Linked DNA regions of Mus musculus: regions 1 and 2 are each linked to region 3. The links are chromatin loops, found by intact Hi-C in ENCODE. Cell type or tissue: left cerebral cortex. All regions are shown on one strand. Links, peaks and the distances in the headings refer to the core of each region. The heading gives the core; the rest is flanking DNA.

Region 1 (10,861 bases), core at 1,978-9,977, 120 kb after region 3:
CAGTGTAGCAGCGAGAGGAACAGAGAATGCGAAGGGTGCTATTTTAGGAAGGAAAGCGGCATCTAAGCAGACATCTAAATGTAGTGGAGAACAGGTCCTGTAAATATTTGAGTGGAGAGCATTCCAGTAGAAAGAACAACAAATGCAAAGGCTTCGAGCCTTCTCATGGTGTGTTTGAGAAGTAGCAGCTGAAACAAATGAGGGAGAGCAGCAGGAATTAGGTCAGCATGGCAGCCAGGCTCACATCAGGCAGCACTCCAGGCCGCTACTCTGATTTGCATTTAGTTCAAAGTCAGAGTTTTGAATCAGAGAGTGCAATGTGATTTAGACATCCAAACAATCATTCTGGTGGCTGTGAGAAGACCCTGGGTGAGTGAGTGGGGGAGGGGACTGCCTGGGCAGAGGGAAGAAAGGCCATTAGGAAAATGCTGCAGTCATTTGAATGATGCTGATGAGATTGGCTAAGACTGAAAAGTTAGAAGGGTGGTAACAAAAACAAAACAAAAATAAGAAAAGGAAGAGGGGCTGGGAGACTTGGCTGGATAGATAAAAAAGGTTACTTTGAAAGTGTGAAGATTGTAGTTCAGTTCCCCAGGGCCCACATAAAAGCCAGGCAGGCTGGCAAACATCTGGAATCCCAATACCCAGGCGGTAGAGTCGGGAGATGCTTTGGCACACTAGCTATTCACAGTAGCCAACATTGGTGAGGCCCAGGCTTAGTGAGAAGCCTTCAATGAACAGAGTGGGGGGTGGGGTGCAATGGAAAGACATTCAGTGTCAGCTTCAGGCCAGTACACATGGCTACATACACGGGAGAGTGCACACCACACACACACACACACACACACACACACACACACACACACACACACGCGCGCGCGCGCGCGCTCACTTGCACACAAATATACACTCACACGCATTCTAACTCGCACAGGTGGAGAGCAGTAAAAAGAAGGAGAAGCATAAATCCAGGGCCCCTTCCTGCATGAATGCATCCCAAAGCACTGGCTTGGAAGGGAAAACCCCCGGAACTCACTGGAGGATGCGTCTTCACCATGGGGAAAGCCGAGCAGGTATTTGAATAAATGGGTCTGGAATAAGACAGTGCAGTCTGCAATGAAGCAAGGATGAGAGAAGGCCTTGGGAATGACTTACAGGAAAGGTCCAGAAGGCCTTGCTTGAGACGTGACTATCGGCTCCGGCTATGTAGGGTCACATAACTGTTTCTTTGGAACAATATGAACAAAAGTCTGATAAAAAAAAAAGTCAGGCTCAGGCAAGAGAGGGGAATAAGAATAAAGCAGAGCCTACAGCACAAACAATTCTTGTCAGCTGTAGTAAAGACAAAGCAAAAATAAATAAATAAATAAATAAATAATACAAAAATAACTAACAATAACATACAAGCATGTTCGTGGTTACCATCTGAATCTCAAATGTTCTCCACAGATACAAATTCTGAAGCATGAGTTCCTGGAACTTTTCGAGAGCTTTTGGAAGGGTGTGGAGCCTATGGGAGGCTGGACCAGCTGGCAGAAATAGGTCACTGGGTACAGAGCTTTGAAGGTTAACCTCTGCTGTGGTCATGACAACATTCTCTGTGCCATCCCACTATGATGGAATGAGATCCTTTGGTACCAGGAGCTCAAATGAACTTTAAATTCATTTGACCTTAAACAACTTATAAGTTGTTTCTGCCAGAAACATATTTTATGGGAGCGGTAAGAAAATGGCTAATACACTCAATCTGGATATATCTGACTTAGCCACAAGATTTGATCCTTCATTCGCCTTTATAAGACCAGAGTCTAATAATCAGTAGATTCCCCAGGAATCATCATCCAAGTCAGCTGGACCACAGAGTGAAGGTAAGACATGAAAGGCAATGAGGGAGTTCTCCGCACCATGGTGTATTCCTTCACAAGTCTGAAGTGGTCAAAAGTAAGTCATTTGGAGGATGGTGGCTTTAAGGATGGTTGATCATTTATATTGTTATGATGAAGACTAGTAACAAAAAGATACCTTGGAGAAGTTATATATATATATATATATATATATATATATATGTGTGTGTGTGTGTGTGTGTGTGTGTGTGTGTGTGTGTAATCTCCCAATCACAGTGTGAAACTGGGAGAATAATACAGGAACTCAGACAGGGCAGAATCCTGGAGGCAGGACTTGATGTAGAAGCCATAGGGGATCCATTACTCCCCATGGATTGCTCTGCCTACTTTCTTATGCACCCCAGAATCGTCTTCTAAGAGTGGTACTGCCCACAATAGAAGAGCTACAATTAAACAAAGTAGGCTGGATTATTTGAATTTCCTTCATCATGACATATGCTACAAAGTACGTTTTTTTGCTTCAAGGTTCTTGTAGCTGTTACCCCCCTCCTTTACCCCCCCCACACACACACACTTTACCCCACACTCACACTCAGCACTCAGACATCTGTCAGATCCCAACGTCCACATCATCCCTAGGAAAGCAGCTTGACAACACATAAAGATCAGTGGATGCAAGTCCTTTGGAATGGCCTTTTCTGGTTCCTGCTACCTGTGATGGCTTATCTTGGTTGTCTACTTGATAGCAACTGGAATCAACTAATGCCCAAGAAGCTGGGCTCACCTGAAAGGGGTTTTCTTGATTGGATCATTAATGGTGGGAAGCCCTGCCCTAAATCTGGGCCATACCTTCTGGTGGATGCCTACATAAACACAACCTGGAAGAAAGATGGTTTTGTTTTTTGCCTGTGTAATTCCGTTCTTATTGTCAAGTTCATGGATACTATTGCTGAGACATCCTACCACCACTAGTAATAGAACCTACTTTTTCAGGATTGCAACCTATATTAAAGAGCAGTTGAGGCATACACTTTCACGAAATGAACAACTATGGCCTTTATTTTTTTTCTTTTTTTTATTAAGTATTTTCCTCATTTACATTTCCAATGCTATCCCAAAAGTCCCCCATACCCACCCCCCCAATCCCCTACCCACCCACTCCCCCTTTTTGGCCCTGGCATTCCCCTGTACTGGGGCATATAAAGTTTGCAAGTCCAATGGGCCTCTCTTTCCAGTGATGGCCGACTAGGCCATCTTTTGATACATATGCAGCTAGAGTCAAGAGCTCCGGGGTACTGGTTAGTTCATAATGTTGTTGCACCTACAGGGTTGCAGATCCCTTTAGTTCCTTGGGTACTTTCTCTAGCTCCTCCATTGGGGGCCGTGTGATCCATCCAATAGCTGACTGTGAGCATCCACTTCTGTGTTTGCTAGGCCCCGGCATAGTCTCACAAGAGAGAGCTATATCAGGGTCCTTTCAGCAAAATCTTGCTAGTGTATGCAATGGTGTCAGCATTTGGAAGTTGATTATGGGATGGATCCCTGGATACGGCAATCACTAGATGGTCCATTCTTTCGTCACAGCTCCAAATTTTGTCTCTGTAACTCCTTCCATGGGTGTTTTGTTTCCATTTCTAAGAAAGGGTAAAGTGTCCACACTTTGGTCTTCGTTCTTCTTGAATTTCATGCGTTTGGCAAGTTGTATCTTATATCTTGTGTATCCTAAGTTTCTGGGCTAATATGCACTTATCAGTGAGTACATATTGTGCGAGTTCCTTTGTGATTGGGTTACCTCACTCAGGATGATGCCCTCCAGGTCCATCCATTTGCCTAGGAATTTCATAAATTCATTCTCCTTTTATAACAAACAGGAGACAGCCATTGTTAGACTAGCCAGATCACAGTTCATAAGCAACTCTAATACATCCTGTTTAATGTTTATATAAATTCTGTTCCTCTAGAAGGCTAACTAAAAAAACTATACTTGTCCCTACTCCATTTCAGCTTTGCCCAGTTACCAAATCAAACAGCCTGACATCATAGTTACCTATTCTTTCAGCCCTTATCAAATTACCAGCAAATCCTATTGGTCCCATCTTGAAAGTGTGGCCAGAGTCTCCCTACCTTTTAATGCTCTTTGTAAAAAAAAAAAAAAAAAAAAAAAAAAAAAAAAAAAAAGTTGTGTATGAATTAGTGTTTTGCTTGATACATGCAATGCACTCAAAAACCAAAAATAGTGTCAGGACCCTTCTAACTGCAGTTTCCAATGACTTTGAATCCCGGTGTTGGTGCTGAGAATGGAACAGGGTCCTCTGCAAGAGCAGAAGTAAGTGCTCTTACCCAGTGAACCATCTGTCCAGTCCCATTCATCACTCGATTATAGTGAGATGAGTGTAAGCTCTGCCCTGGTGTCTATCCCTACCAGCAGCCTCCTTGAGTGGCCAGATCAACTATTTGGCAAAAACAAAATCAGAATAGCCGATGCTCCCCCTTTCCATCATGCACAGCTGTGTGTAGAACAGAAAGAAAAGTATTTACCTTGATACATATGGCCCAGTGGGAATGGGCCCTGCTCCCCTAGGTTCGCACCTCCCATCTATTGTGACATTGGAAGTGCTATCCAGCTCCACCGGGCTTTGACACACTGAATTCTTTGAAGTGCAGGAGATGGGAAGCACTCAGAAGCAGCAGCATCTGCTTCTGGAACACACACACTCTCTCTCTCTCTCTGAGACCCTCTGCCCTCCTCTTTCCTAGCAAGCTTTTTCCCATGAAGCAACTCATAGAGACCAGAATCTCTGCTTCTCAAGGCACATCATAAAAAAAGCCTTTGTCTTCAAAGTAAACCCTACACAATCTGGAAAGGTCACTGTACTCTCCCATGGAAACCTTCATTCTAAACATCCCTGGCCTCCCACCCAGGAGAGAAACTAGTGACAAGGAAAACCCACAGGACTCTAAGTAGACAGCTCTTGCCCAGGTCCCACTCCTGGGCTGTTACCATTAAACCTGTCTTCTAATCACACTTCTACAAGCTGACCATTCTGCTTCAAGCCTAAGCATAAAACAGAGGACAGTTTTCGCTGGGTCTTCAGCTCTTCATTCCCGAAGGCCTCTGTGTCATACAAAACCTTGATTAAATAAGATTATGCTTTCCCATGGTTAGCCCATCTTTGTGGGTCACTGTATTCTTGGACTGTTGACCAAAGTGCTCATTATATGTGAGGAGTGTCACCATACTTCCACCAGAGACTTTGTCTGAGGAGTAAGGTCTAGTACCAAGGTTGTTGCACACCTAAAATTTACAGCTGACATCAAGACAAGAGGATGGCAGGTTGTGAGACCTAGTCTCAAAAAAAAAAAAAAATGGATATGTAACTCACTCTGCGGCATGAGGCTTTCTGAAAGAAAGAAAGAAAGAAAGAAAGAAAGAAAGAAAGAAAGAAAGGAAGGAAGGAAGGAAGAAAGGAAGAAAGGAAGAAAGAAGAAAATCAAATAAGGTAAAAAAGAAAATCTAACAATTGGAGCCTCTCTGAAGGTTTAAAAACTCAATCTTGGTTTTATTCTTGATATTCAGACTTCATTGTAATTAAAAATCTTTATGTCTCACAATCATTTTGCACTGGCGAAGTTTTATGTATTTAATGAATGAATCCCTCATCAGATTACATTTCAAATATAAAGGCAAAACCAATAGGGACAATAGATGGTGATTTTTAAAAAATTTTTACTCCTTCAAAGTCAAAACATACTTAGTAGGGAAATTAAATGGTATTTTCCAAAAGATCAATGAAGGTTGCTGTCATCTGCTAGGACATTAAGGCAACCAAGACTGATAGATATTCTGAGCATTGAGGAGTTGTTCTTGTGCATGAAGGCAGAATTATAAATGGCCTGGTTTTCCCTATATCTTCATAATTAGCAGAATAATTATTGATCAGCACAAAGCACATAGTCTCTGGAGGCATGATTTGTGCAAGTGCTCAGCTTTTTTAAGAGCCTAAATCACAGTCATCAGTATTTAAAAGTGAATTGATAGTAAATGTGGTATAATTAATGTACCTATTCTATTTCTGGGACTACATCTTTTCGTACTAAATATGCCATTCATTTAGGAATGAATATAAGAGTACGGTGGTAACAGAATGGAAACAAATTGGGACTTCCTTTTTCCCATGACAACCCTTGCTCCTAACTTACCCAGAGTTATCATTACCCAGAGTGACTGCAATGAATCCTGATGTGGATATATGATACATAATCCCTGTGAAAGGGTCATTCCATGCCCAAAGGGGGTCACAACCAGGTTGAGAACTGTTGGTCTGGATGAAGCACTGAAATGTACAATGGGTCCCTAGAATGGGTCCCCAATGCTGGTCTCTTTGCCCTCTTGGTTCCCCAGGTTTTTCTGCTTCAGCCTGTGTCACAATGGACTGTCACCTGGAGGCCTTGTGTCTCTCTAAGGTCTACAGTGTTGGAGCTGGTCTCTCAGTCTGAGGGTGCTGATGGCATCCTATTTTTAACATCTGAATAACATCCAGACCAGGGTCGGGAGTGACACTGGACTGTTGGCTGTCTCTGAATTGCCTCACTCTCTGCTGTCTCCAGCTGTCTTCACGGCACTTCCATTCCTGAGGAATCAACCCCTGTACTCATTTCCTCTACACAACACATTAACTCCGTGAAAGAAAGAACCTAGCTTGCCGTACTGACTGTTTTAGCCTACTCACTCAGAAAGTGCTATGTGCGGTCTAAGTTACAAATGCTACTGGGAATGAATGCGTGGGAGAAACCCGCATTTGTTCTAAATGTTACCAAGCGCCAGAATGATGCGTAGAGCTTTTGAGAACACAGATCCCCGGCCCCCTCCTGTTCCTGATTTGGAAGATATGTTTGGAAACTCCAGAGTTTTTATTTAGAACAGGTCCCTGGGAAGTCCAGATGCTGCTAGTTTACCAAGGACACTTAGAAAGCCATGACTCTCCTGCGCAGGCTCACACAGGAGCCAATCAGAATGCCTACACCTGAGTGACTCAGCAGCATCAATGGGCGGGAACAAACCCCTGAAGGAATAACTTTAAATGAGCAAAGATATATGTGGCTCTCAATTCTGGAAGTTTCTCTTCACAGCCCTTGAATCCATTATTTCTTACCATATGACAAGTCAGAACCCCAAGCTACGGGGCATGACATGGAACAAAACAGCCTACTTCATGACAGACAGGAAGCACGGAGTAAGCAAGAGTGGAAACAGGAAGGAAGGAGGTAGACAGGAAGGAAGAAGACATAGCTGGGAATAATTCAGTGACCTACTTCCTATAGGTAAGCTCCCTTCCTAAAATCTCCAGCACCTTTGAAAACAATGCCTCTAGCTGGGACTTGAGCTCAAATACTAAGCTTTGGGAACATAATGTATTCAATCCATACTGTGACCACATCAAATGTTTTCCAGGAAGCCAGGAAAGTGCTACCAGTTTTCCAAGGGTTTACCAGGAATAATCATTTAATAATCAGTCAATTAAGTCATTATTTTACTTAAAAAAAAATTGTTCCTTTTTAAAGTTAAATGCTGAAGAAAAGATTGAACACAAAATATATTGCCAAACTTATGATGTGTCTTCTTTAATTGTCTATTTTAAAAGAGCATCAAAAAAGGAAGCCCTCTGGGCAATAGTAGTACACGCCTTTAATCCCAGCACTTGGGAGGCAGAGACAGGTGGATTTATGAGTTCGAGGACAGCCTGGTCTACAGAATGAGTTCCAGGACAGCCAGGGCTATACAGCAAAATCCTGTCTCGAAGGAAACAAACAAACAAACAAACAAACAAAGGAAACCCTACAAAAATATCAAGAAATGTTTTAATTTTCATTTTAAACAAACATGTGAACAAAGAAAAGATTGTTCCTCAAATACATATATAAATTAATTTGATTATTTGTAATTTTTGTTGTGAGACAAATAATGACAAATTAAGGGTGATGAAGGTTGGGTGTGGTGATCCATGTCGATTATCCTAGAACTTGGAAGCAGAACCAAGAAGATCAGAAGTTTGAGACTAGCCTAGGCTACTTAGTGAGTAAGAAGACAACTAGGGTAAACGAGACCCTAATTTTTAAAAAGTCACATACAACCCAGATTCAGTATACTGTCTATCTAGCATTTGGAGTATAATTCACTGGGGTGGTATGATTAGATTGAATGTTGTCTCCACATTGGCTAAATGAACAGAATTTATGGCTAGACGTGGTGGCACAGGCCTTGAATCTCAGTACTTAAAAGGCATAGCTCTGTGAGTTTGAGGCCAGCCCAGTCTATATAATGAATTCCAGGACACCTGGAACAATATAGAAAGAACCTGTCTCAACAACAAGCAGGCAAGCAAACAAACAAAGAAAAATAATCTAAAAATATAAAAGAACAGAATTCATATCTGTGTTATCCTACAGAACACCTCCAACACCAAACTCTGTATCTAGCATAGTGTAGGAACTCAATACCTGATGTCTAAAGGGGGGGGGAACCCTAAATTATTATGGACCCACTTGATTTTCAATATATATAGTTTTAAAAAAAGTGTAGTTCTTGTTGGTTTATCATAGCTCACTATTTCCTCCATGTACTATGTTTTTCAGTGAAAAACAATCTTATACCTAGCAAGGATGGAACATGTTGACAAAACTCTAGCTAGTAGGGGTTTGGAGAACATAAAGCTATTAGCATGGGCTGTATCTCTGAGGGCTTATGAAAACACATAATCATGTTTTCTCACAGGAAATTAAGAATACTCTAAGGGAGCTACTCGTTGGTGGAGTGTTCCCTCCTCTTCCAGAGGACCTGAGTGGGTCTCAGCACCCCTGTCAGGTGACTCGGAACACACTGTATCCCCTGCGACAGGGTGTGGACACCCTCTTACCGTATCAGAGGTCTACAAACCAAGTTTCAGAACAGCCAAAGCTAGATAGTGAAACCCTGTCTTGAAAAGTAAATCTGCACACATGTTGCATATACTCACACAAATGCACATACTCATAATTTTTTATAATTTTATTTTCATCAGATTAGTCTAATAAATATCCATTTCTTGATGGGTGGTGGTGGCATATGCCTTTAATTCCAGCACTTGGGAGGCAGAAACAGACAAATCTCTGTGAGTTCCAGGTCAGTCTGGTCTACAAATCGAGTTCCAGAACAGCCAAGGCTACACAGTAAAACCCTGTCCTGAAAAATTAAAAAAACAAAACAAAAACAAAACAAATAACAAAACACACACACAAACTAAACAGAGAGAGAGAGAGAGACAGACAGAGAAAGAAAGAGAGAGAGAGAGGGAAGGAGGGAGGGAGGGAGGAAGGAAGGAAGGAAGGAAGGAAGGAAGATTCATTCATTCTATTTCCTGCAGCCCACAGAATCAAAGGCCAGTTCAATGGACTCTGTTGTTAAAATATATCTCAAATGTGATTATTTTTCACTAGTTACATCGTGCTAGCCTTAACCAAAAGCATAGTCAACTCTGACCTGTGTATATTTCCTGCTTCTACTAAGGCTTTCTTCTTTCCATGTAGCCAAGGCTGGCCTTGGAACCCTGGATCCTCCCAAGTGCTGCTGTAAATTGGATTTGCACCAATATGACAGGCAGAGAAGGAGAGATAGAAGAAGGAGGACAGGGAAAAAGAGAAGAAAGAAGAAAACAAGAAAAAAAAAGAAAAGGGAACTTTGGAACTTATAAGGTCCCATGATTTACCTATAATTCTAGAATAGAACCGAATTTCTTTGTCACGTGTGATATTCAACTCCCTTCTCTGAAATGCCTTTTTCACAGATTATACTCAGTGCACACAGTACTTGTTAGGGCTTATAGCAGCCAGCAAGCACCTCTCTGCTGCTGGATAGGGCCTTAGAATCCTGACTACGGCTGTATCCCAGTCTTAAATGGCTCAGGTTCCCCGTCAGCATCTCCTGGCTGAATGAAATATCAAGTACAAACTGGGATTCAATCCAACTTAACAATAGAAGAAATTTTCCTTACCAGCTTCCCTTTTTCTGCCCTAAATTCCTCCTCAGGGGATTCTTGCCCACACCACATGTACACACGTGCTTACATGCTCAATAAATTAGTATGTTGCTGTATTTCTTACATCTCTATGAATGCAAGAATGTTGTGCTATTATGCAAGCCCAGTGTGATATAAATGACTGAAAATCACTTCAAGAGTTATAGTTCCCAGGCTTATTCACATTTTAACAATGATCTTAAACTAATAAAGCTAAACTCCTAAAATGTAGTGTTTAATGACTACAGTTCCACTTATAATTAGAAATTACTGGAAGCAATCTAAATGGCCAGAGATGACTATTGGGTAAATAGGATTTTTCAGGAGCTGGAGAGATCATTCGGTAGTTAAGACTGTTTGCTGTTCTTCCAGAGAACCTGATTTTGATTTCCAACCCCCAAACTGGGTAACTCAAAATCAGATGCGAAACCAGCTCACCAGCATCCAAAGCCCTTTTCTAGCCTTTTTGGCCACATAGATGTATGTAACTGTTTGGGTTTTTTGTAAGCTGGCTCCAGCTCCCCAGTAAGGACACTAAGACTTATTTCTGTATTTGTGCCTAGGCCTTAAGCTAGGCTTGCTCCTCAACTAGCTCTTAACTCATTTTAGCCCATTTATACTATCCCATGTCTCCTCAGTCTTATACCTTTTTGCATGTGAAGTGTTCATGTCTGTTTGGTTTTGTTTTCTGTACTGTTTGTTTGTTTGTTTGTTTGTTTGTTTTTGAGACAGGGTATCTCTGTATAGCCCTGGCTGTCCTGGAACTCACTTTGTAGACCAGGCTGGCCTTGAACTCAGAAATCCACCTGCCTCTGCCTCCCAAGTGCTGGGATTAAAGGTGTGTGCCACCACGACTGGCTGTACTTTTTTTCTTGAGACAGAATGTCTTACAGTTCTTGGCCTAGATCAGGTTAGCCTTAGGCTTAGAGATCTGCCTGTCTCAGCCTCCCAGTTGCTGAAATTAAC
Region 2 (10,861 bases), core at 1,051-9,050, 130 kb after region 3:
TATCAAAAGGCAGCTAATGCGCACAAGTTGTTAAAGACAGATTATCCCTAATGTCTGGGAGTGTTTAACTGTACTCTGTATTCATTTGCTCAGATTTTAAAGTTACAACAATAACAAAAAGCAGTGTGCTTTGCAAAGCGACTATGCTCAGTGTCACAAAGCAACTCCAGAAAGAAAGAAAGAAAGAAAGAAAGAAAGAAAGAAAGAAAGAAAGAAAGAAAGGAAGGAAGAAAGAAAAGAAGGAAGGAAGGAAGGAAGGAAGGAAGGAAGGAAGGAAGGAAGGAAGGAAGGAAGAGAAAGAAAGAAAGAAAGAAAGAAAGAAAGAAAGAAAGAAAGAAAGAAAGAGAGAGGGAGAGAGAGAAAGAAAGAAAGAAAGAAAGAAAGAAAGAAAGAGAAAGAAAGAGAGGAAGAAAGGAAGAAAGGAAGGAAGAAAGAAATGATCGACTTTCCTAAAACATTCATCACACAGTCCTTTGTGAGAGTTCTCTGGACAACCTACAAGCACATGTATCCTGTGCCTCAAAGTAGCACATCTTCAGAAAACATAGAAACCCAAATCACTAGCAGGTTTTGTGGCGGCAGCTTGGCCAAGAAGGCTGGCTGGCCCTTCCCATATAAAAAGTTTGCAGATGACACATGGTGGCTATAGTGTGCGCAGCCGTAAGGGTTGGAGGCAGTCCAGCAGGAGGGCTCATCTGTGAGCGGCAGCCGTGATGGAATTGTCTTTGCGTTCAGTTTCACTAATGTGTGCTTTTATTTTACTAGGCCAACCATCAAACGTTCCTCTTCCTCCTGGAGACCATTCCTTTTGGTTTTCGTATCACTTTGGGCCTCAAATGTTAAACAGTTTTAGACAAACAGAACCACTTCCTGCCTTTTTCCTCCACTAGACTTTGAAGTGTCTCGTGTAAACCTCACAGTATTTTTTTTCCTCATTTTTAAACAAGAAAAATAATTTATTTTTATAATCATAGTGGATAAATTCTAGAAAGCAGGGTCCTCTGTAAATTCTCGTTAGTGAGCACAGAAACCATAGCTTTGAACCAAGTCACAAATATACCAGGGTAGCTAGCAAAGGATGTTTAAGGCGATATACATTTAAGTGAAGCCAGTTTCCTTGTGGTTTGGGTTCTTCATTAGTACAAATCGAATATAATTAAGAGTTTGTGGAGTTTCCTCTAACCCACACGCCTATTACATCCACTGAAGCATCCATTAAACTAGAAGTCATAGACATTACTTTGAATCTGAAGGTCTCCTTCAAAGTCTTTGAAACTATGTCCCCAGTCTGCAGATGAGAGATCAGGGTTCAGACTAGCTTGGCTTGTCTGAGAACAGGGACATAGCCACCTGCAAAGGGGGAGCATCTTTCTGTTCTCTTCATGGGTGCTATTCCCATGATGGTGTCCTGTCGTGTTTCTGTTAATATTGATGAAGACAGACTAGATGTCTCTGAGCAATCAAAATGGTGTGAGTGACCATAAACTGAAGAATTTGTATAGTAAGTTAATTTCGAAATTATGTTCTGTCAGTATTCTCCAGCACCTATAGGGATCTCTTCCTTCATCTGCTATAAGTTGTCAGCACATGTCATTCTAAAACACCTGGTTGGGGAAGATCTTATAGAGAATGGGAATAGAATTTCGGAGAGCAAAATGCAGGCCGTGCTTCCTTGGACACTGGATTCTGTACCATCTTCTCATCATCTCAGAACTACTTTGAGTCTCTGCAAATTTGAAGAAAAGGATAATTTCTACCTAAAATATACATAGACCACTATATAATTATTAAAATACACAATTCTTGGAGACACACTATTAAAAACTAACTATGTTCTAGAGAACAAGTATATACCATAATTATTCAAATAGGCAATTCTTGGAGACAGACAATGGAAAGCAAGCCAGGTTCCAGAAAATAAGTGTACTCAGGCTGCAGGCCTCATTCCATGTTACACCACCCAGCGAAGCCCTGGCTTAAGCAGGGCCCAATCCACCCATCACATGATGATTTGGTCAGTTCACAGAATTCTCTCCACCAGTAAGCATCGTACCACCACGCCTCCTTCGGTCATATAAAATTAGATCTATTTCTAACATGTGTCCCAAGGGTGATTCAAAGTCATTACATCTCTGGACCTTATTTAGTTAACTTGTTTTGAGGACAGGGTGTTGCCCCTGCCTCTGGCTCCCACGTGCTAGAATTACAGGCATCTAGCATCCCATCCGGTTTCTCCTAATCTTCATAGCATTTCTACTTAAGAATTGACACAGGGACCGAGGATGGAGATGGGTGGGTAAAATCCTGGCGCCGTATGCACCAAGCCAATTCTGTCCCCAGCATCTTATAAACAGAGCCTGGCGGTACACATCAGTAGCCCTAGCTCTGGTATTGTGACACAGTTTCCGCCCAGACTGAAACATTCTATCCTAGGAGGAGGCTCCTGAGACTGAAGAAGTAAACAGCCTTATAAACCCTAGAAAGCTGAAATTTACAGGACTCACAGGGCCCCTCCCTAAACTTACAGAAACAGTTTAAACTACTGCAGAGAGGGTTAGCTCTGGCCAGGCTAGCAGCCTCCTGGAGAAGAGTCTCTGGTGTGTCACACTGCTGGCAAGTTGTCAGAGAGGTCCAGGGGTGCATCTTTTGTGAGTCATCACCCATGCTGGGTGCACACTGTATTTGACTTGTTTCTGTTTCTGAATGTAACACAACACCCAAAGTCCTGGACTTAACTCCTCACCCACATTCTTATCCCTGACTGCAGCAAATGCATTAGTTCAGGAAGTTGGATTTTCATACAACATCGCTTCCACCTGTCCTTTGTTCCCTGCCTGCGTAAGTTGATGTGTGTCTGCAGAGGAAAAGTGTCACACAATTCTGGAGAGATAGATGATCAGAAATTCAAGATCGTTTTTTTGCAGGCAAGCTGGACTACATCAAACCTTCTCAAAAACAACAACAAATACAGCTGAAGTGATAATGCTATAAGACAGAGAATGATATTCTAAACACCGAAACAATGAAATCGTATTAATATCAAGACAAAGCCAATGAACGTCTGTACTTGAGATGACTGGCTTCCTCAAAGTGGCATGAACTGTCTCCTGAAGGATGAACCGATTTTCACACCTCAGGAGATGTTCTGTTGGCTCTGCAGAACAAGGTCATCTGAAGAAAAAGCAGAGGTGAAGATGAGATAGCCTGGGCAGAGGCCTAAGGAAAGTATGCCAGGTTTCTGTGTTGCTATGGCAACCAAAAAACCAAAACAAGCAAAACCAGAAGGAACTTAGGAGAAGAAAAGTTTCTTTGGACCCATGATTTCTGAGAGATTTTTCAACTCTCCCGATTGACAGGGTTAACATGGTAAGTATTTCAAGCGAGAACCTATGTTGGCCATTTCAGATTCAAACCACAGCACAGGTAATGAAGGATAAAACACCAAGAAAATTATAAAATGCACACCACGTCTATAAACTCTTCTCTCCCTTTCATTGTCTCTCTGTCAGTGTAGTGTTTCTGTATCTAAATATCCAAGGCAAGATACTTTCTGAATAAAATGGGTTGATTTGTCTCATGTTTCTAGTAGCTGGAAAGCTCAAATGGCCAAAAGCCAGCATTTGCCAATCGTCACTGGTGTCTCTGTCACACCATGACAATGAAGAAGCAAGAGATACAGAAGATAGAGAAGGAGCCAAGCACATGGAATAGCTACAATTATAATCATTCAATGACTCAAACTTTAATTTGGAAATGAGAACTGTCAGTCCCACCCACAAAGCTTGTGTTGGTCAGCCCCCCAAACCTCTATACCAATGATTGTCAACTTTCCTAGTGCTGCGACCCACTAATACAATTGTATTAAATATAACTATTTAATAGTGTTGTGATGACCCTTATAACTTCATTTTTGCTACTGTTATGAATTGTTATGTAAATATCTGATATGCAGGGTCTGATTATCTGCCCCCACGGAGGGTCAGGACCTACAGGTTGAAAAATGCTGCTCTACACCCAAGATGATGATCATGTCAAGAGAAAAGCTTTCTACGGCTCATGGTTTCAAAGGTTGCAATCCATAACTGGCTGGTCTTTTGGCAAAGCGAAGTAGGAACACATGATAGAAAAACCTTTTACTACATGATCAGGCAGCTAAAAGGAAGATCCAAAAACAGGCCCTAAAGTCCCCTTCAAAAGCATGTCCCCAACAACGTGTAAGTCTCGCAATAGTCTCCACCACTTCCCAGTAGCCATGGCCAGGGAATCAAACCTTTATTACATGGACATCGAGCACATACTAAAGACTAGAGCTACAGTGCTACCCTAGTTCACAAAGATCCACCAACTCTTAAAACTATCACATCAGGAGCAGAGCTTCCAGAACGTGAATTTTAGGGAAGAAATTCAAACCATAGCATTTTCTGGTTTTCTTCTGGTTAAGCTCCAACTTAAAATGCACCTGGAAAGCTAAGAAGAAGCCCTGGGAGGCCCCAGGGAGAAAGAGAGTAAGAATACACTGTAGCACAAAGGAATTACACCACTTGCCTTTTCCTTTAGAATTGGCCTGAAGGTCCTTCCTCATTGTTCTGCTGTGAGTTGTTTTACCCTGCCTTCTGTGCTGTGATAGAGCCACCTCAATGAGACTGTTACTACACTATGAATCAATAGACTGCTGCCTGTGGACGGGCAAGCATACCTCTCAGTTACCTCCAACCGGGAGTTGTCTATATCTGGATCTTCCTCAGAATGATTGTTAGAAAACCCGGAGCCAGGCCCCCGCTCAGTCTTTCTTTGGCTTCCTGGATGAAACCATTATCTCATGCTTCATATACATTTCCACCATTGCCATCTGCTGTGAGGTAATAGCAGAGAGGAAACCCTTACCAGAGCTGAGCTGATGCAGGCTTCATGCCTTTAAACCTCTAAAACTGTGAGATAAAGAACTTAGTTTCTTGTGGGAAAAAAAATTTGACTTTCGTGTAAGGACTATGTAACAGAGTATTTGGATAATGCTGCAAATGTCTTCTAAGAGAATAACAAGAGTCTTAGCAGCTGTAGGCAACTAGAGGTCGATCTTGCCATCACTAACTGTGAGGAGTGGGTGTGGCAGCAGTCCCAAAGGCGCCAGGGACTGCAGCTAAGTCGTATGACTTGCACCTGACTTCCTCATATAAGCCACAAACATCTTGAGAGCTGCGCAGGTGTACCAGGATACCGGTGAATCCATTTTGATGGAGATATGCCCCTGCTGCCCTGATTAGCTGAAGCTGCGTGCCTGGTGAGGTGGCGTGGCCTGCTGTGCGTGGATGGGAACTGAGAGTATAAAAGAGTGAGAGGCCCAGGGTTCGAGGGAGATATAAACAAGGGAGATATAAACAAGAAGAAACAGGACTGAATAAACGTGTGCAGAAGGATCCTGTTGCAGCGTCGTTCTTCCTGGCCAGTTGGGCGCGCGCAAGAACTAACATCCAGATTTGGGTAACTCTTTGTGATAGGTCAGAAATGAGTACTGTAGGAGGTTTAAGCCGCACCCTTGGCCCCTGTGTGGTACCATGGCTGCCAATACAAATATCCCTTTCCAACTCTAGCAAACTGAAATGTCTCCAGCCTTCGACAACTAACCCTTGAGAGGCAGAGTGCTCGTTAGCGATTGGCATCTATCTATAACCAGGAAAGGGCTACATCTAAAAGTGTAAAGTAGGATCCCTGCTCAACAGCACACAGCAATCATCTCCTGGACTCTCGCTCCATTTTGTAATCATGGGTAACAACCATTGTTTCTGGTAAGCCCATTTCTTACAACATGTGAGCCTTCATCTGTGCCATACTGGTTTTTTCATAGAAAAGACCACTGGCTTAAAGGTCAAAGGATGGAAGAAGAGAAGACATGAAAAGGAAGACACTGGCATGTCTTAATTCTGTTTTTAATATTAAAATGACCCCTGTTTCAATAGAAAGCTGAGAACATGGGCGCTGGAGAGGCAGCTGAAGACACCTGATGCCACCGGCAAGCTGATTTCTCAACTGAAAGGAAAACAAAAGATAAACAGGAACTAAGGTGAAAGACAGAAGTTGAGCCAACAGCAGGCACCTCAAATTGTATCCTTTAAAAAGACCCTACACTAAGAAGTGTCCCTCCCATGCCAGAGGCGGAGTGTTCTTGTTACCAATTGACACCAAAGCATGTCACAGACAAGACATAGGAACGTTCCTTATGCCTTGACAATAAATTCAGCCTCTTTTCCCATCTTTTACACAGTTTCTGCACACACACACACACACACACACACACACACACACACGTCCCTGCACCATCCTCCACACCCCTCTCCTTGGATCTGTCCCACATGGTGTCTTACAATTGGGCCTTGAAAAGTTGAGAGTTACAGCCAAAAGCAGCAAGAAAATGCCACAGAACTGGCAGTGTGCATTGTGGAGGGAGCCAGAGCATCTGCTTGGGAACAGGGCGATGAAGCAGAGCCACAGGGAGAAGAAAGGCTATTAGGCCACCAGCAGCCAACGGGGAAGAGCCACGGGAACCCAGATTAAAAGTCTGAAAAGCGTTGGAACTCAAAGTAAAGGATCAGTGGAAAGTGGCGCTAAAGCCAGCGCTGGCATATGGAACCACTTGAGGGGGGTTGTAGTCAACCCAATAAAATCCTACACAGAGCCTGATGTGAGAAAGGCCAGAAATGATTGACACAGGGGTCTGAAAGCACTAAGAGCTGTGGCAACAGTGAAGCAAAGGGCCTGAGCCAGCAGGACAGACAGCGAAAGCAACCATGGATGCCAGCTTCCGTAAAAGGCAGAGCTTTCTCATGCCAAGTCGTTTTCTTTGGTATTCTCTGGATTCTTCAGTGGGTCATTTTTGGAGAATGGGCTGCTCCTATATGCTCTGGATCTTTCTCTCTATACTTAACTTCCTACCACGCGTATGTGTGTGTGCATTCGTGCACGCCCGTGGAGACACACACGTGCCCACATGAACATAACTCACTAATCTTATATATAACTTTGCCTTATTCTTTACTGTTTTTCACAGGCCACATTTCACTTTCCTCACAGGTTAATAGAGAGAATCTTCTCTTACTTAGCAGACTGGATAATTATTGGTTCACCTACTTTGTGCTTGGTGTTTGTTAAGACATCTGTATTGAGCTCGGAGTGACGAGCAGCTAATGTTCTCTAAAACCCGGTGTCTCATGACTCACCCATATTCTATTCCATTGCCATGTCTCTGCTGTTAGAAATGGATGGAGTAGAGCAAAGTCTTTGGTTCCTAATTTGTAGGACAGCAAGTATTTTATATGCATTCACCCTTCAAATGCCTTGCCTTATGTGACCCTAACTTTCCAGTGCTACAAAGTACAGTAAACAGTTGTTGTCAGATGTAAGTGGACTGAGGATCCTCGTGATGCCTCTGTCATAGATAAGCATTTCAGAGAACTTCCTGATAACATATGAATGCAGAAAAGTCAGTAGTAGTGGTAGAGCCCAGTATTGTAGTTACTTAAAGAGAATACTCCTACAGCAGATATGTGGCCTTCCTACAGTTTAGATGAACAGACTATAGACCCCTGGGAATGAGGTGAATGAAGAACATAGTGAGTAATCCCTGCCTGACTGTATGGAGAGAGTTTCTATTTCAGGAAACAGACATAATCTATGCTTTGAGTAGAAGGCAAAGGAAGCTGGTTTTGCTTTTGTTTTTCCCTTTGGAGGTGTACATTTTCATTGGTTCTTACTTATTAGAAGAGACATAATTGAAGCTTCTATTCTTCTTTACAGGTGTATTAGAAATGTTGATTCCTTTAGTTTTTAGTTGCCCGAATGTTCGTGGATATCTTCTAAATGTCAGGGGTGTTCCCAGGTTTCATTTCCTACCCTTTTCTTAGTAGAACCTGGATTGCTTTGGGCATCTTTGGGTTCAGCCTCCAACTAGATGTCCAGCCTAATCAAAGTTCTCTGCCTGTCTCAGAGTCAAGAGGTAGACACCCAACACAAGCTAGACCAACCCATTCTCCAAGGCTTCCCTCTTGACATGAGAGAAATATAGGTAAGAAAAATCCAATGTTGTTGAATCACTGGGGGAGCAGGACCTGCTGGAACTCTGAAGTCTTCCCTGTACTCTACCTCAGCTGAGAATGATCAGAATCCAGACTTCATTTGTCTTGGTCCAACCTACTATGGTGACCCTTCCATGAAGTCTGGCTCCATTTGGAGAAATGAAGAGGAGGGGAGCTAAAAGAGGGCAAGAGAGCCTCCCTCAAAAGATGACCATTCTCAGCTGAAGTTGGCACTGACACTGTTAGTGCATGTAGCCCCATTGCCTAGAAAAATCTGGTTAAAATTAAATAATAAGTTAGTATCAGAAAGTGTAAATTTGTATGTACCTTGTCAACTCTTAAAGCAATAACTCCTGATTATATCTTAATTCTCAAGAGGTTGTCTTTCCTTCTGGTTTTGTCTTTCCATACCTCTATTCTGACAGGTGAAGAAGATTGTAAGTCAAAGAATTATTTAGCCTCAAAGAAAATATTTAGAAACAACTCCACTTTTTTTTTCTTTCAGTGAAGCTAAAAGAGATTATATCATTCCATAATGCACCAGAGGACAAAAAAAAAAAACAAAAACAAAAACAAAACAAAACAAACATGTGAATGTTTTAATGAAAACAAAGGAGATGAAATCTTTTACAGGGGGTTTTGAAGCTTCTTATTAACTTTAACTGGTTCTATGAGATTATGAATAAAGCATTTATTTCCTTCATGAAAATTAATGTATATGCTATCTTTCGTTGTTATATTTTTAAGTTTTTATTGAAAGAAGTCACAAATACAAGTTTCTAAAGCATAAACTGAGAATTTATCAAAAATGATAAATCAGAGTTCATACTGCATAATGCACATTACGTCAGACATCTCTTCCCTGTAACAGGACACTGCGAATCCTAAACTAAATCCAAAGTCTCACCTGAACAGATAATTACATGAAAACATTTATTTAGATGTTATAATTTCTACTCTCCTTTTGGGGGATGCTTTGGTTTGGTTTAGTGTGTTTTGAGACAGGGTATCTGTGTAGCTTGGGCTGTCCTGCATTGTAGACCTTACCCCTACCTCCCAAGTGGTGGAATGAAAGATGTGAACAACCGCCACCCAGCTTCCACTCATTCTTTTAGAATTTAGTCAGGAAATCTTGATGGGTTTTTCCTAAAAATTCAACACTTGATATTAATTACGTTGGGGAGCAAAAACCAGAATGTGTAACAATGTTATGGGGTATTTACTAGGCAATTGCTAATACGTTTAGTGTTTTCAAATGTTATTTTCCCAAGTCCTCTCTTAGAAATCATCTGTGTCACCGTATGCAGCTAATTTAGAAATAATAGTGGTGATCTTACTAGTAATTTCATAAGGTGTATTTTATTCTTGTGTAAATGATGTTGGAGTTTGATGATAGCTATAAAAAGAAGACAAGGGCAATAAAGGTTATCTTCATGTTAGCCGTGAAATATTGAGATTTAAACTCAAGTGCTGGCTGGCAAGATGGATCAATGAGCAAAGGTGCTTGTCACCACACCTGAGGCCTGATGTTTGAACCTGTACTTACACACACACACACACATATACATGCATAGGCACATGCACACACGCGCGCGTGCGCGCGCGCGCACACACACACACACACACACAAACACACACACACACTCGCACACAGGCACACGCACAGGCACACACACACACACACACACACACAAATAAATAGATCTTAATAAAGGAAGAAAGGAAGGAAAGATGGAAGGAAGGAAGGGAGGGAGAGAGGAGAGGAGAGGAGAGGAGAGGAGAGGAGAGGAGAGGAGAGGAGAGGAGAGGAGAGGAGAGGAGAGGAGAGGAGAGGAGAGGAGAGGAGAGGAGAGGAGAGGAGAGGAGAGGAGAGGAGAGGAGAGGAGAGGAGAGGAGAGGAGAGGAGAGGAGAAAGTGACTGAACTTGGCTTTGTTCCAGTTAGGATTTATTTACAAGAACAGGTTCAGGCTGTAGCTAACTGCTTCTATCTTCCTACACCACAACTTAGATGTTACCATCTGCCTAACCGCACAAGTGAAATACTGTATTTGGTGCTTTTATTCTAAGATCCTTTCCCCTTCCCCTCTGAATGACTAGATGCAGAAACAGTGTCTGGAGTAGAAAACAGACTGGGAGTCTGGTTCAGTGCAGTCGGCTTTTGTGAGGAACATCATAGTAACTGAAGTGGAAGGAAATGCTTCAGGTTAAATCAATGGTTCTTAAGCTTTCTGGAACAATGACTCTAAGAAAATCTAATGACCTTCAATGATTCTCTCTCAAGAAGTCACAAGTAAACTTATATACTCTCAATTGTGTACATAAATTCAGGAGTTTATGAATTTTAAGCACATATAAAGACATATAACATGGCAAAGAAACCTGGTTTAAGACTCCAGAATTGAACCTTGAATCATTTTGTTATTGTTATTGTTTAGTTGTGATTATAGTATACTAATTAGTTCTGATTAAAAAAGGAAATTATTCAATACATATCTGTTTTAAATACCTCTCCCCACGGCACAGAGAACCGCCACTGCTGCTGCTTGTCTTTTTCAAACAACATGTGGGTCTCAGCTCTTGATCATTTTAAAGCCAACGTTACTCAAGTTAATAGAAATTTTTCTTCCTGTTTGTGATTGTGACTAAAAATAATTCTCTATGATTATATGCACACACCCCACATTGTATGCTTAGCAAGGATTTCCTTTGGCTTGCTAGAGAGTAAATTAATTATAGAGAAGAAAGAAGAGAGTGCTAGTCCTGGACCCAGTGCAGTTGGGAACTGCAGGGACTG
Region 3 (10,861 bases), core at 1,220-9,219:
AAGGGAAATATTGATTACAATATTTAACATAAAATTTAAAAGGTTAAATAGTAATAGATGTCATTTATTAAATTGTTGCTAAAGAATCTCAAAACAAGTGACTTCTGAACATTTCCAAATGTTCTGTGAGTTATTGTCCCAAGGAAACGTACCCTGTGAGTGACTGCTTCCTCCACAGTGCATCAACATACTGAAATCCAGAGTGACTCAACATAGCCACACCCAAGCACAAGTTCCCGAATAATCAAGAGAAAGTCTTCTCACCTTGGAACAATTGTGTTTTTATAAAAGCATCCTTCTTATCTTGAAAGAGAGATATATTACATATCACGTTCAGCCTTTCAAAGTCTCAGAAAGTATGGCTCTGTGCTTTACCTCAAGCAGCAGCAGTCTGAGGAAGGGCTGGAAGCGAAGATCCCCTCTACGTGCAGTTCAGCGAACAGCACTGCCGGGAAACTCAAACTGGGTATCCACCCAGGGACTACTAGAAATTTGGACAATAGGTTTTTTGTTGTTGTTATTGGTTTTTTGTTGTTGTTGTTGTTGTTGTTGTTGTTGTTGGTTTGGTTTGGTTTGGTTTTTTGGTTTTTTGGTTTTTTGGGAACAGGGTTTCTCTGTATAGCCCTGGCTGTCCTGGAACTCACTTTGTAGACCAGGCTGGCTTCGAACTCAGAAATCCGCCTGCCTCTGCCTCCCAAGTGCTGGGAATAAAGGAGTGTACCACCACCACCCGGCCCCAACAATAGTATATTTTTATCTATTTAAGAAAATGGGATTTATAAAACTTCACTCTTCCAGGAAATACCCTCTTAAAATTATATATGGTAATTTTAGATTTGCTTCGCTTTTCATGCTATGAAAATTTACCTCTTAATTAGATGTTTCAGCATTGTTTTCTTCAATAGTCAGTGCCTTGCACATTTTTTATATAGGCTTCTAAAGTTGAACCAACTGAGCTCAAATCACAAATCTGCCATTGACTACCCTAGCAGCACATAGAAAATCAGTTTCCTGTTCATGTCTACGTCTTAGGGTTAGCATGTGGTTATGTCAAGTTATGCTTGTGAATGCTAGACCTGTGGATTACCTGATGCACAGTGCTCACCGATCCTAGATACTGGCAAGAATCATCAAGTGCAGGATCCCAGGAACAGGAGGACACTGATACACAGAACCTGAATGCAAAAAGAGAAAGCTATGTGATCACTCAGGATGGCATGCATTAGATGTGAAGAGAATGTAAAGAAAATGACAAGACTTACATGAAAGACGTAGTTATTGAAGGATGATTTTCATGGCTGGTTTCCTCACTGTGAAGGTGAGGCTTCAGACCCGTGCTAAAGAATGCTGAAGGAAAGCTGGCCATGGTGACACCAGCTGTAGTCCCAGTACTCAGGAGGCAGAGGAAAGCTGATCCTTTTGAGTTTGAGGACAGCTCGGCCTACACAGTGAAATCTAGAATAGCCAGGGCTGCATAGAGATACCCATTTTCAAAAATCACACACACACACACACACACACACACACACACACACACAAATGAGACACACACAAAAATGAGACACACACACACAGAGGGGGAGAGAGACAGACAGACAGAGAGAGAGAGAGAGAGAGAGAGAAATTTGTCACAAAATTTGAGAAGCAATTAAACAATGGAAAAGCAGAGAGGGGCTATTGTTGGGAAAAGTGACTACATCAGTTGGCCCAACAAAAAATGGTCATCTTTAAAGAAACTATATCATGAAGAGTTATACAGAGTAAACCAAGGCAGGGAAGACAGTGATGGGGGATCGGGGAGATGAATCTCCTCTAGAATAAACTGCTTAGGAGATTATTAACTCGGGGTTCAGAGAGGAAGTCTCACTCTATATTCCAAAGTATCCTCAACCTTGCGGTCATTCTACCCCTGTCTCCGACACACTGAGATTGCAGTCATGTGGGACCTACCCAGGTCAGACTGAGAGATCATAAAAATGAGACAAAAACTGATTTAAGTTCTGAAGCTATAAACTATTTCAGAATCAATTCTGAGATGTTTCCTTCCAATAATTATATAGTTAATTTGTGTTTTCCTCCGCTGATGATTATCTCATTTTTACCTACAGGCCAGGGAGACCACCACCACCACCACCACCACCATCACCACCACCACCACCACCACCACCACCACCACCACTACCAACAACAACGACAACAACAAAACAAACACAAGAACACACAAACAAACAAAAAGCTTTATCCAAACTAGACTAGTCAAATAAACTTGGTTTTAAGTCTTTTGTCTTTAAAAAATTGTTAATAACATTTATTTATTTGGTGTGGAAGGCAAGAGGTACCCATATGGAAGTGAGAAGAAAATTTGCAGGAGTCAATTCTCCCACAATTTGAAGATTGAGCCGAGACAGCCTTGGTTGCAAACACCCTTATCTACTGAGCCCTTTTGTCAAATCTCATGTCTTTTTTGAGAGAACTCTGCAAAGTTGACAAAATTCACTTCAAATATTATTCATCCAAGAAAAAAATTTAAGGGGATATATATATGTATATATGTAATAAATTATATATAAAATATGCAAAATATAATATATAAATATATTTTATAAAACAGATACGATATTTGTGTGTATGTATATATATGTATATATATGCATATATACATATATATATATATACACACACACACAAAGGCTTATAAACTATTATACGTGTAGTTAAATGTCTTGTATCCTAAACATTGAGCCTGAATGTGTAGTAGTGATTTATTCCAGATAAACTGAGCAGACTACTTGATTAGCAGATGGCCCACTGTGCTAAGATTGGGGAACTTGATTACAAGCTTTCAGGCATCCTTGAGAATTTCCAGGAAAAGCTCACAGACTTACCCATAACCCAGAGGCAACTCTAAGAAAGGTAATGGAACATTTCTCTTTTGAAATCTTGAGATAAGTCTTTTTCATTTTTTTTTTTATTATATTTGTTAACATATAAAGTACGGGATTGGACTATGACATGGTTCCTCCTGTATCCTCTATACGTCCTCTGTTCTTGTTCATCCCCACTCCTAGCCCCTGACACTTCCCTCCTCCCTTCCCCTGCCCAGCTCCATCTTCCCTTCCCATCCCCAGTGTACAAAGGATTTGGTACTTGGGTGTGGTTCTCTAAGACAACTCTAAAAATAATACAAGCCAATGGCTTTTCAGAATCAGTATAATTATAAACATGAGAAAATTAGTTGATATACAAATATATATATATATATATATATATATATATATATATATGTTTTGCTTGTTCTAAAGGTTTTTAGTAGAATTTTCTTTTGTGTTATGATATCTTCTTCCCTGTAAAGTCTATTACCTTATAAGTATAATGAGGCTGGCACAAGGAAGCAGAGACATGTCTATTTTTCAATTCAAAAATAAGCCTTGTGGGTATAATTCACTCTGTAAGTGGGTCTGACAGCTATTTTTAAATCCTTCTGTTATTGTGCTTACCTGATATTATGAAGCTTTGCTGTTCAATTACTGTTGACCTTAGCAAGTCTCTCTAAGTCACTGAACCTCAGTTTCCTGATTTATAGAAGGTTCGAGAAAAAAAACAACAAAACAACAGAAAGCCAGCAGGAAAATGAGGTGGACACATTTTATCAAATGCTCATAAAGCTTTGTGCTAAATATTAAATGTGGGTAACCACTTTTCTAGCAAGAGTTGCTTCACAGTAAACTTACATGGCTTGCTCCATCCTTTAGGAATGCTCATGTCCAGAGGGATTCTCTTACTTGGATGCATTGCGTGGTAGAACAGCCTTCCCAGCTTCAACGTGCAGTGTGAACTCCAATGACTGTCCTATTACTGTGGCATTTCTCCTCCAAGGTGAGCCTACCCTGACTACAATAACAACGGCCTAATAACTTCTGCTCTCAGAGAATTAATTTATGCTTTAGTAACATCAGTGGTTCCGGAAGGAGCTACGGAGGGCAGGCACTGATCGTGTGTAAAGAGCTTCTTTGTTCTTTGGCGTTGTCCTTTCTCCCATCACTCTTTTCGACCACTCCCTAGTGCTCCCTAGACTCACACAGACGAACACCACGCCCCCGCATTTCCTCTTGATAAAAATCCGTTAGCCCAACCTTGCTCTACATTTTCAGTCTGCCATTTGCTAACATATTACATGACCAGCTGAGCCACCAAGCTAGAATAAACAGAGTGCACTTTAGCATACAGGGATATTTTGCAAGAGATATATTCTCAAGTCTTGGAAACTTCACTGTGTGTTACCATATTGTCTTCCTTCTGTTCCTTCTGTTTCTTAATTTCACACATTACTCCTTTCTTTGAAGAAATTTTCCTCCAATGTGTTAAGAAACTGAGTCATGTCCTAAATTCTTCGGAAAAACTCAAGAGAACGGGAGGAGATGGTACTCCGCAACGTGATCTCGTCTCCCAGTCAGTTCATCTGTTTGGCCGCTGCACCTGAGTTAATACAGACCAAATGGCTCTGAAAATTCTTGTTCCGTGTACAAGTAAACATTATCCCGGGATTCTTTCTCAGCTGTGAGCCACAGTGCAGTCACACGCCAATCATTTTATAGGCACTAGGCTTGTTTCAGGCAGAGTGGTTTTCCAGACGCTCTAAAGCTGGAGGCACCTCAGCTGTGAGAGAACACACCTTGTTCTTGGAGCGGTGGTGAGTGAGGGCCTCACCTGTGGGGAGATAACCTGTATGAACTGTCCCACCGCAGGAGTTGCAGAGAGATAGCCCTCTATTCCGCGGCTCACGCAACCAACACCGACTTCTCAGCCAGATCAAATGTTAACATCTATTTGTTTATCCTAGATGGGTTCCTCTCAGCAAATTGTGTGCTGTGTTGGCCTTTCAGGCTAATTCTGTCACTAAAACATTTCTCTTTAAGTTATGGAGCCTCTCCCTTCTCAGAAATAAGGAGCTGAACTATAACTACAAATGTTATTGAAGCGGTATTTTTTTCACCTTCGTAACTCGGTTTCTAGGCTCTGTTCTGTGCTGTCCTGACATATGTTAATCAATGCGTTTGTTACCACACAGCTTGACGATTGCATTTCTCTGGTGGCTGGCTTATCATCATCTGTAATTATTTCGACTCCAATTAATTCTGAACTTCTTTGCAAGGTTATTTACTGGCTTTAAGCAATAAGACAACATGGAACCTCTTTGATTTCTGAGCAGCTGGTCAACTGCAAATTGAATTCAGTGCCCAGTCTTCTGCCTGGAAGTCTCTTTCAAACTAGTCGTCACTGGCCTGTTTGATGAGGGAGGAAAACGTTTCTAGAAAGATAAGCATTCTCACAATGACATTGTTTTGCTTTATTTGTTTTAGTTTTGAGTTTAGCTTCAGTTTAGATTACTTAGTTTTAGTTTTAGACAGGTATCACATAGCCTGAGCTGGCCTCAAGCCCCTTATTGCAGTAGAGGCTGACTTCATGCTTCTGCGATCTTCCTATTTCCACCACCAAAGGGCTGAGAACACAGGCATGTGACACCCATGATGACTTTCTTGAAGAGAAACACTGAAAGGAGTGTTTGAACTGGTAAGAGGAGCAGAGGAACAGCAGAGTTTGAGGTACGTCCATTGATAAGCACAAGAGACTCTGCCACTCTCTCTGGGGACACAGAGAAAGAAAAGCAACCTGCCCAGGCTCGGGTCCAGCACAGGATCTCTGACACCCTCAGGTCCTCTCATCATAATGGCAGTTATTGTGGGTAAAGCTTGTTATCTCTTATAACATAGATAGAGGGAGTCCCAGGGAGGGTAAGCAAAGACTACTAGTGACATCAGAGAGGTCAGAGGCACCAGCCAAACTGAGATTCAGTCTTCTGGCTCATACAACTAACTTAAGGGTTAGTAGATGAAAGTTGATGCAGTTTTAGGCTGGGGATGTAGGTCAGTGGTAGACTGCTTGCCTTGGATATACAAGTTCCCAGGATCCATGTCAGCATTGCAAAAAAATTAATAATAATAACGATAATTTTAAAAATAATTTTACATATTCCCATGTACAAGCAAGGGAGAATAATGATGCTTAAGTATGCAAAAAAAAATCAGAATGAAGGATACAGAGCCAAAACCTACATGAAAGACATTCAGTAGCTAAGAGACAAGAGTAAGCTATGGCCACGGAAACTCATATACCTTCTCTCCTCTCTTTAGAGTATTTAGAGATACTGTCTGTAGTAAATTCTCAACTGCTTTCTCATGTTGTAAAAGCAGAATGTGATGGTTGTGCTCTAGGAAAAAACATACAATATTTATAGAAACAAGATAGCCCTGAGCTCATTTGCATCCGAATTTCCACATATAGGGTGACCCCATGCCTTACAGATTGTTTGGAGTAAAGGAAGCTGAGTTGTGTTTTGTTTAATGGGGCAGGGATGCTTGTGTGTGTGCATGCACCTCTGTGCACATGTATATGGTTGCCAAACCTCAACCTTAGTGTCATTTCTTTAGATGCTATCCACCTTGGGTTTGGTTTGATTTTGTCTCTTAGACAGTATCTCTTATTGTTTTAGAGTTAGCACAGTAGACTAGGTTAGCTAACCACTGAGACCAACAATCCATTGATCTCTCCCTCCCCAGTACTGGGGTTACAAGCAATATGTCACTATATCTGACTGTTTTATGTGTGTCCTGGGAATTCTGCGAATTCTGGGAATTCTGGGTCCTCAAGCTTGTGTAGCAGGTACTTAACCTACACAGCATTTGCTATTATTGTCGTAATCATCCCAACCATAAGAGTTCAGGGAGGGCAGGGAAGCTAAGTGCCTGCAAAGATCTTGGGGCAGACTTATCTCTGAACACATCCACAGCAGAAATTTCTGACCTTAAGTGGCATCTGCATCGAGAAACACTTGCTTTGGCAAAGATAAACAGCATGTGTGTTACAAATCAAGACATTTCCATTCTGACACCCAGAAAATCAGCAATAGCATATGCAGAGAATCAAGACTTTTTAGAAAGAGCTATTGAAGTAAGGACAATGAATCTGTAAGTATAGTTTCTCTACCCTGGTATGCTGAATAAGCATCTTGATGTCTCTCCCACACCTTAGCTTTCATCAATAAATAAGAACCATTCTTAGAATTGGGAACAAAACACCCATGGAAGGAGTGACAGAGACAAAGTTTGGAGCTGAGATGAAAGGATGGACCATCTAGAGACTGCTGCACTCGGGGATCCATCCCATAATCAGCCTCCAAACACAGATACCATCACATACACCAGCAAGATTTTGCTGAAAGGACCCTGATATAGTTGTCTCTTGTGAGACTATGCCAGGGCCTACCAAAACCAAACACAGAAGTGGATGCTCACAGTGAGCTATTGGATGGAACACAGGGCCCCCAATGGAGGAGCTGGAGGAAGTACCCAGGGAGCTGGGGGGATCTGCAACCCTATAGGTGGAACAACAATATGAACTAACCAGTACCCCCCGCCCCCGCCAGAGCTCGTGTCTCTAGCTGCATATGTATCAGAAGATAGCCTGGGAAAGAGAGGCCCCTTGGTCTTGCAAACTTTGTACGCCTCAGTACGGGGGAATGCCAGGGCCAAGAGGTGGGAGTGGGAGGGTGGGGGAGTGGGTGTGGGAGGGTGGGGAGGACTTTTGGGATAGCATTGGAAATGTAAATAAAGAAAATACCTAATAAAAATATTAAAAAAAATACACAAGCTATTTCCCCAGTAAATCATGCACCAAATAGTCTCTTAAGTGATGCATAAAAAAGAAAGAAAAAAAAAGAAAGAGAGCCACCTTCCACTGAACACACTGCTGTAATGATTTCAAGAGTATTTGAAGTGCTTACAGGGCAAGGAGCTGTAGACCTGTAGTATCTAATACAACAAGACCACATATATAGCTAGAAATGGTCTACTTGGCAACCCGTGTTTGAAGGGACAGAGCCATAACCAAATGGCTCAGTAGGTAAAGGTACGTGCCACCAAACCTAACACCCAGTTTGATTTTTCCAGAACCCACATGTTGTAGAAAGAGAATAAATCAGCCTCTAAAAGTTGTCCTTGAACCTTCACATATGGGCCATAGTACATGTATACACACATACATACATACACAAAATATATACATATATATGTATATATATACACATAGATAGATAGATAGATAGATAGATGTGCATGTATGTTTCTTTAGAGATAAAAGAAAGTGGAAAAATATCTTGCTTATTCTAGTAAATATAAAAACCTATCATGGGGACTGGAGAGAGAGCTCAGCAGTTAACAGTGCTTGTTGCTCTTGCAAAGGACTCAGATTCTGTCCCAGAACCCGCATGGTGTCTTATAACTATCCAGTTCACAACTGACATCTTCTTCTGACCTCCATGGGCACCAGGTACTCCCCTAGTACACAGAAATGCATACAGGCCAAAGTATCATACACACAAAATAAATCTTACTCATTTTTATTCTATCACATTAACATGCGATAACTGTTCAAAATAACCAGTGAGGTATTCTGTGTCCTTTTTCTAGTATGTGTTTTCTCCTTCCTCTAGATCTCAATTCAGGCCAGTGGGATTTTCAGCACCCAACAGCCATAAGTAGCTGATGTCATAGTTTCTGGACAAAGAATGTAGGTGTAGACCTCAAACTAAACCATGTTCTCTTCATTTCCTCAGGTGCAAACAGCTTACTAGTCAGCCTGCCGTTCCTCCTGCCATCGGCCCTTCAATCATGCAGACCCCTGACACGTGCAGAACGGGGTCTCGCAACCACACTCCAGTCCCAGTTATATTGCATTCCCTGACTACACTGTCCGGATTTAACTGAATTCGAAATTAACTGTACTTTATTTTTACACTAAAAGCCTTGTTGTCTAAGAAACAAACACAGCAAGAAGACAGGTATTTTGGTTGCATCTCTCTAGCAACTTCTGTATGGAGCATTTTCTAATAGCTATGCAATAAATTCTGATTACCCAGGAGATCTAGTTATATTAATATATTCCTCCTTATAAGGAAATACTTTGAAGAAGCCCAGCATAAGAGCCCAGCACAGTCACACAACTGATAGAAAACGATTAAGCTCTGTTGGTGGCCATTGGTGCTTATGATTAATGTAGGTTTAATCATTAGCGTACCATAAGAATTCAGATCTTCCAATTTGCTTTTCTCCCCCTCAGCTGAAACAAATGAATTCTCTTCTCTGTTAGTGTTTTGAATCTTGCCAGTCAAAGAAAGTTTTGAAAGGAATATACACGTGTGAGATGTCATAATGAAATACATCATTTTGTACAGTTAATTCATACTAATAACTATGTGGAATGTTAAATATTTTTAAAGGGTGTGCAGCTGAAGACAACGATGCCTTACATTTGTAATGCTAAAGCACAGAAGGCTGAGGCAAGAGGATTCCCTGAGCTTCATCGTGGGTGCAGAGCCTGTGCTGCACGGAGAGGCGGTGAGAGAAAGGAACAAGGTCTATCTATGTGTGACGATTGTTCCCTATTCTTTAGTGTGTATAGCAAAAGGTGTAAACCTGGGTGATATGCTGCACGTCTTTCTCTAATTCTTTTGAGCTGAGTTCACAGAGAATTCATATAAGTACATCTCTAGATCTCAGGACTGTGGAGACACCGAAGTCAGTGTCTCTCATTAAGGCAGATACTCTCTGGGTGGCTTCTGTCTGCAGGATCTAAGCCCACTGAATAAAGGCAGCTCTCCTTGGAGACAGGCAGGTCTTTGAGGGGAGCACCAGCAGTTTGTGGGGAATGCAATAATGTCTGATTTAGTTTTCCAATTTAGAAAAAAAAAAAGGCAAAACAAAATAAACAACAACAGCAAAAACCACTGCCTTCTCAGGAGAGCTGCCTATTTTGTGTGGTTAGTTGGTGTTTAAGAAAGGTCAGCGTAAAGACGTCTTCTACCCTAAAACATGTATCTAGACAATAGTGGTTGTGCCAATTGATACAATGGAGTCAGACTCTTGCACCCTCCTTAAATGTCACCCACAACTTTCTGTCCCCACCTCACACACACACACACACACACACACACACCATCGCATCACGTCTACCCAACAACTATTGGCTAGGACCCGGAAAACAAACATTTTTCTGAACAATGTACTTTGGGGCAGGACCTAGAAATATTGATCTATTTAAAGTCAGGAGAGGCTAATGAATTTCAATTCATCTGGCCTCCTAATGGGGGTCTTGCAGAGGCTGGACCACCTATTGATTAACCTGTTTAGTATCTTAAAGCCAGTGATTCAACATGGATAACACCCACCCCATCACCTACCCTGAAGAATAATGACATTGTTTGTTTTACACACACCAGGAAGAAATATCTGCTGATTCCCTGGGTGGCAAAGGTACAGCAAGGGTTCTCCCTCTTGCTCTCCTGTAACAAGAAAGCCAGTCCTCCTGATGATAGGGTCCGCCCCCTTCCTGCAGGTAACTGTCAGTCAGGGGGGGTGTGAGGTATGATAATTCCATCTGTGCCCTTCGGACTGTCAGCAGCATTGTTCTGCGCGGTGTGCTATGGATTGTGAAAAACAACCAGAACGGATGATTTTGCGTAATTGCTCTGACAGAGACTGATTACTACAGCAACAACAGTCAGTTATAGCTAAGGAGTGGCCTCAGCATGGTGTACATTTGATGTGGGGAGATGAGTGGGGGTAGAGGAAGGGGAAAAGCTTTAAAATTTTACAGATTGCTTTATGTTTTCTGATGGGTGAGTTTTCTCTTCCGTCACTCGATTTGGAAAATATCACCAACAGAACCATGAAGAAATCTAAATATTGCTTCAGAGAGAGGAAGTCAGAGCATATTTAACTGCTATTAAGATAAGCCATGAAATGAT

The links. Peaks named below come from ENCODE experiments on the same cell type or tissue, not always from the same donor. Only the 100,000 strongest peaks of a DNase experiment are listed, where the experiment ranks them.
Region 1: it touches region 3 in a loop (7-fold over the local background); 2 of 42 quality-filtered maps call a loop at or near these places.
Region 2: it touches region 3 in a loop (3-fold over the local background); 2 of 42 quality-filtered maps call a loop at or near these places.

The regions. Positions count from the first base shown.
Region 1 is chr4:13,703,152-13,714,012 of GRCm38, forward strand. No RefSeq gene overlaps it. Among named protein-coding and RNA genes, the nearest start is that of Runx1t1, 76 kb to the right of the region's middle. In left cerebral cortex, for the core only: no CTCF peak of the experiment used is centred there; a DNase peak (open chromatin) is centred at 6,722; H3K4me3 peaks cover 281 bases.
Region 2 is chr4:13,716,950-13,727,810 of GRCm38, forward strand. No RefSeq gene overlaps it. Among named protein-coding and RNA genes, the nearest start is that of Runx1t1, 62 kb to the right of the region's middle. In left cerebral cortex, for the core only: no CTCF peak of the experiment used is centred there; DNase peaks (open chromatin) are centred at 4,794 and 6,389.
Region 3 is chr4:13,582,794-13,593,654 of GRCm38, forward strand. It overlaps Gm36488 (a long non-coding RNA gene), which reads right to left and starts at 4,184. Exons shown (of 7, transcript XR_001784252.2): 1 at 3,732-4,184; 2 at 1,263-1,470; 3 at 1,088-1,175. Gm36438 (a long non-coding RNA gene) reads left to right here and starts at 2,752. Exons shown (of 4, transcript XR_881134.1): 1 at 2,752-2,913; 2 at 3,753-3,876; 3 at 9,335-9,452. In left cerebral cortex, for the core only: a CTCF peak has its summit at 4,477; DNase peaks (open chromatin) are centred at 4,222 and 4,349; H3K4me3 peaks cover 395 bases.